Linked DNA regions of Homo sapiens: region 1 is linked to region 2. Evidence: chromatin contacts called from ENCODE Hi-C data. All regions are on one chromosome and are shown on one strand. The core of a region is the stretch at or near the end of the contact, and the rest is flanking DNA. Distances in the headings are between cores, read along the strand shown.

Region 1 (2,700 bases), core at 201-2,700, 2.8 Mb before region 2:
GTCACCTTCCCAGTGACTTTGGCCCCCCAGTCTGAAATAAAACACCTCCCCTGCAAATATTTTATTCCCACTTCTCAGATTTATTTTTTCTCTTATTTACTGCAATCTTACAACTACATATTTTATTTATCTATCTTCTTTATTGTTTACCTCTCTCAGAATGAAGGCTGCATGAAAAGAGGGACTTTTTTGGTCTGTTTTGTTTACTATTGTATACCCACTACTAAGAATAGTGATGGACATATACTAAGGCACTCAGTAGGTATTTGTTGAATGAATGAAAAAGGTAGTCATTTCCAAGAGGCAAAGTTTACTCTTTAATGAAAAACTATAACAAACAGTGCTATTTGGCAATATAATCACATTCAATATGCACAGTACACGACCTCTTGAACAATTCTTATCCAATCTTCACATCAGCCCAGGATAGAAGGAAGGCTGGGCAGAGATTATGATGCTGGTTGACAAAGAAGCTGAGTCCAGAGAGAGGAAAAGGAATTGCCAAAACTCACACATCTGGCCAGGACAGTACTGGAAATGCGGATAACTGCTGTCCCTGAAAGAGGCTGGTAAGTGATGGAGTTTAATAGGAATTGGGTTTGAAGGACCTCTGTTGCCAGAAAGCATGAGTATCTCTAAAGGCGAAGCTGAGTCAGAGGTTACTAGAACAGAGGCATCAGCAAAGGATGGGAGAGGTGACGAGGGCGATCTCTAAGTGTACTTGGCCCAGGCCTGAGGAGGGCAGCTGATTCCCCCAGCAACAGAATGCTGTGCCTGAGGCTAACTAGTCATTCAAGTCTGTACATAATCTCCAATGTCAAAACTCAACAAGCAACCTTAAGAGAGACCACTAAGTCTACTGCATGTCTGCAGGGTTTGGCTTCCCTGGACTGTGAGGTCTTCCAGGGAAGCGACCATATTCCTAGATTTATCCCCAGTTTCTAGCAAGGCCTGGAATATAGTAATATTGTAACTCTAATATTTTTGTTCAGAGCAAAAATAAAAAAGAATGAATATGCTCAAACGGGAAACTGTAGCTGAGAGAGCACAGATAGGAGGGGCCTAACATCAACCAGCAATTCTGAAGTAGTAACAGATTAGTTTTCTGGGATGCAGCAGGACGAATGGCCCTCGCACTAAAAGGTTGCTGTCAGCTCTTCTTCAGAAGGGGTTAACAAGCAAATGGTGACTGGCAACAAAAGGGCAGGGGTTAAACGGGGCAGTGGTTAAACGAGACCGTAGTGCTGGCGCCAGGATGGAGACGCCGACTGGCTGAGACTCAAGGCGGGGCAGATAGGTAGGCGCGGCACACTTCCTTCCCTAACAATGTGACTAAGGTAGGTCAACGTCACATCCGGTTTAGTGGGCGGGAGCGGGGAAAACAAAAGGAGACGAAGGACGCATGCGTTTGGTGAGTCCCGGATTCTGGTGGGTTCTTCCGCTCAGGCTGGGTGAAGCGCTTCCGGGTCGCCGCCGGCAGCAGCCTCCCGGCGCGGTAAGTACAGACGCAAGGCTGCAACCGTCTCCTTGCCCCTTCATTCCTTTTTCCCCCAGAGAAACCCATTTCCTTTGACCCGACTCCCCAGGAGCTCCATATTGAGAGTCCTTAACCCTTAAAGAGCTCCAGCTCATTGGCCGCTTCCTCGAGACTAAGCCCCACCCCGTCACACAAGGTCCGTCATTCATTGGTGTCACTTCCTGTCACCCAGCATTTCTTTCAGTTAATTGGTCCTACCCAGGCCCCGCTTTTTTCGCGTTTAGCAACCCTATAAGGCCAAATTTCTGTCTGAGACCCGCCCTGCTTTCTTTCTGTTGGTCAACTGCATGGTCATTATCGTAATGAGCAAAGAAAGGGCGGTGGCTTTGCGACGGTGGGTTGGGCTTTCGGAGCCGAGATCGCTGGTCTGTCAGTACTTCTTGGACATGAGGGTGTTTACCGTCGTGCCTAATTACGCGGGTTGGGAATCTGAGATACAGGGAAGGGCAGCGGCTGGCCCTGGGTCGGTCAGATAAATTAAGACAAAAGCAGGACCAGGCATCGATTATTTTCTCCTGCTCATCCCTTTCACGGAGGAATTCTAAGCCCCGACACACTGTATGACCTAAAGCCAGTCTCTGCCTGTCGCTGGGCCTCAGTTCGCCTGTCCTAAGTTTAATTCAGATTATCTGGCACTCCTGGTCGGCTCCCTCAGCCGCTCAAAGCTGATTGTACCCTTATAATGTTAGTTCATCCATTCAATCTTCCATCTACTTATTTATCCACTTATTCATGCCTCCTAGAATGTCTTACTGAACCCTGCTTGCATATGCTACAATCCCTCCACCCCGACATTTGGCTGTGATTCATGAGAGGTCGTTAGTGTCCTAAATTTCTGACACTGGGTGGGTGTGGTATGGGCCATCATAAAGGGTCAAAAAGCAGGTTTTAGTGTGTGGAGGAGGTAGGGATAGTTTCAGTAGAACCCTGCTACCTCTAATTTTGTATAATTTCATAATGCCAGTCTGCATTCTGGATTCCTATCCCTACACTTGACTCCCATTCTCATCCCTCCTTGAACAGCCTGCAAACAGCTTTGTTGATCCATTATTTACTTAATTATCAGAATAACTTTGACAGTGGTATAATTGTTATTATCCCCATTTTACAGATGAAGACACTGAGGCTCAGAGAGGTTAAGTGACTCAGCCAAGGTCAAACAG
Region 2 (2,700 bases), core at 1-2,500:
AGACCTATCGGGAGAGCTGGGGTGTATGTGACGCAGATTCTGAGGGCCATGAGCCGAGGGAAGGAGCCAGACGCTGTCCTAAGTGCCAGGGGAAGTTGTTAGAGGTGTTAAGCGTGGCATGACGTGGCTGGATTTAGGGTCTGAGATGAACTTTCCTGCTCCTGAATGGACTCTGAGGAGAAGGAAGATACTACCATCCGTAATCCACCCCGGGAAGGCACTGACCTCCTTGACCATGGGGAGGATGAGAGGCCGCCGCTCTGTGCCTGGGTCCCCATGGCCTCTAGGGTCCCTTCACGTTTTCACCTCATGATCCTGGAAGCTGGGACCTGCCCAAATCCACCGGGTGGCCCCAGCCTCCCCATCTCTGGGGCAGGGGGTGGGCAGCCTTCTCCTCCTGGTTTATAGCCACAGATGACTCCAGGCACAGTGGTCCTCAACCGCCTCTAGGGACCATGGGGACGGCTGCCCTCTGTGTGTGACGGTGGCTGGGCAGAAGCCAGCTGGGCTGTCGTGGGTAGGGCCTGGAGGCCTCTGGCTGTATGGTGGTCTAGCTTTGGCACCACCTTGGGGGGCTCCGGGTAGGAGGTGTCCACCAGAGGGGACCTGGGCAGCTCAGCAGAGGCTTGGTCACTCCCGAGCCGTCTGTGGGTCCCACTGGTCTGTACCCTCAACCCCACTGACCTGCACTGGTCATGCCCAGCTCTCACAGGATGATGGCCCCAGCCTTGTAATGAGTCACCTGCTGCCCTCCTGCCCCTCCAGCTGGTCCCCCACCCAGCAGCCACAGGGCTTTCCTTAAAACATAAGAAAGACCCTGCTTCTTACCTGCTCAGATCCCACCAAGAACCGGCCACCTCACTCCAGATAAACTCCAGACTCTTCACTGAGCCCAAAGGCAACGAGCAGAAGTGTCCAGAAATCACACAGAGCTCAGCAGGTGGTGAGGCACCTGGACCCGAGTCACCCAGCAGCTGAACAGGCCATCCCTGAGGCCATGCACGCCCCGGCCCTGCAGGTGTGACGGCCGAGGCTTCCACGACGGGGGGTGAGTGGGAGCTAATATGGCTGGTGAAAGCACTGGGTTCAGTGGGGATGGCATCTCCCGCCCTCTGTCCAAGGTGGGGAAAAAGTCAGCTTCAGGTGAGGGAGACCCTGGACGCCTGGCTTTGGGCTGATTCCCCACTCACTTGGCCTCTCCCAAGCATACTTTCCTGCTTTGTAGGGATGTGGGTTCGCGGGACAGTAACAGGAGAATCAAGGCAAGAACTCAGAGGGGGATAGCCAAGGTAGGCGGAGCTGCCTGGTGGGTGGGACTAACCCAGGTGGGTGGGGCTGCTTGTGAGTGGGGCTAGCCCAGGTGGGTGGGGCTGCCTGGTGGGCAGGGCTTTCTTCCCCGTCAACATTTCCCTCTCTCGGTTAAGGCCAGGGCAGAGCCCACACATGGGTGTGCCCAACCTTAAGGCCTGCCCTGGGTGAGTTAAGACTCCCCAGCTCACCTAGGTCCTACCTGAGGGGAACCTACACGGCCAACCTCCTCAAGGATCCTGAAGCCACCCAGAAGACAGTGGGGCTAGGGTGCCATTCATTCATTCATTTATTCATTCACCTATTCATTTATTTACTCGCTTCACCACCCTTTCCTGGGTAATATTAAGAATAACAGTGGGCCTAGGAATATAGAACATTCTTAGGGGTTTCTTGCAGGCCAGGCACCCTAAGAAAAAGTTATGTAACCCACGTGGCCTCGCTGTGAGGGGGACGACTGCTGTCCTCACTTAATAGATGAGGAGCTGAGCCATGGAGGCCTCACAGCTGGGCAGCTGGGGGTGGACCCCATAGACTGGAGGGGGATGGGCAGGGGCAAGGAGTTCTGCTGGCCCCAGGCCTCTTGTACACATCTTGGGAAGTACTAAAAATGAGTACTTGCTCAAGTCCCTCTCTTCATTGAGCACAGGGAGCTCTTGGCCCTTCCCTCCTCCTCCCTTTACCCTCACCGCCCAATTCCACACGGGTGTACTGAGCACTTGCTAAGGGCCAAGACCAGCACTAGGTGGAGCACACAGTAGGAACCCAAGGCAGCCCTCCCTGCCCAGCTCTCCAGGACACTGTCGTCAATGCCAGCGGGAAGCATAGAGAGGCCAGGGAAAGACGGGCAGTCAGGAGGAAGGAGCCAGCGGAGGGGAGAGAGGGCCGGCAGCTCAGTGCACCTGGACCGTGGTGGATGCTGGACTATGACCAGAGACAGGGCTGCAGCCCAGAGCTAGCCCCAGACCCACAGGGCCTCAGGGGGCTTCACAGGCTTTGTCAGGGGTTTGGACTTTCTCCCGAGGGCTGGGGACCCTGCAAGTTGCAGAAACTGGGCTATATTTGGCATTTTAGAAGCCTCCCCCAGCTGTAGTGGAGGGGAATTGGAGGGAGTGGGAGAGGAGGTTCCCATTCTCACTCAGGTGGGAGATGGTGGTGGGATGGAGGGTGACCCTGATTGATAGGACTCAGGGACAAATTAAAGGTGAGGGCCAGGGAGAGGGTTATCCAGACAGCTCCCAGGAAGATGGCAGTGGGATGGAGGGTGACCCTGATGGGACTCAGGGACAAATTAAAGGTGAGGGCCAGGGAGAGGGTTATCCAGACAGCTCCCAGGAAGATGGTGACACCAGTGAGGTGGGGAGATAGGATGGCATTTGGTTCCCACTGAGC

What was found. Hi-C counts contacts between places; a loop is a spot of excess contacts on that map. Pooled maps may share reads with other maps.
Region 1: a map with no recorded cell type shows a loop between it and region 2 (9-fold over the local background). The contact joins the promoter of ANAPC15 here to the promoter of MYEOV in region 2. A Hi-C loop is called at or near these places in 2 of 37 single-sample maps with no recorded cell type and 2 of 50 pooled maps.

The regions. Positions count from the first base shown.
Region 1 is chr11:72,111,445-72,114,144 of GRCh38, reverse strand. It overlaps ANAPC15 (anaphase promoting complex subunit 15), which reads left to right and starts at 1,450. Exons shown (of 6, transcript NM_014042.3): 1 at 1,450-1,495; 2 at 2,649-2,700. RefSeq lists enhancers at 567-1,104, 1,412-1,471, 1,572-1,631, 1,105-1,642, 1,802-1,971 and 1 more and a silencer at 1,224-1,441.
Region 2 is chr11:69,292,705-69,295,404 of GRCh38, reverse strand. It overlaps MYEOV (myeloma overexpressed), which reads right to left and starts at 1,250. Exons shown (of 3, transcript NM_001293291.2): 1 at 829-1,250; 2 at 1-172. The coding sequence starts at 50. RefSeq lists an enhancer at 2,128-2,679.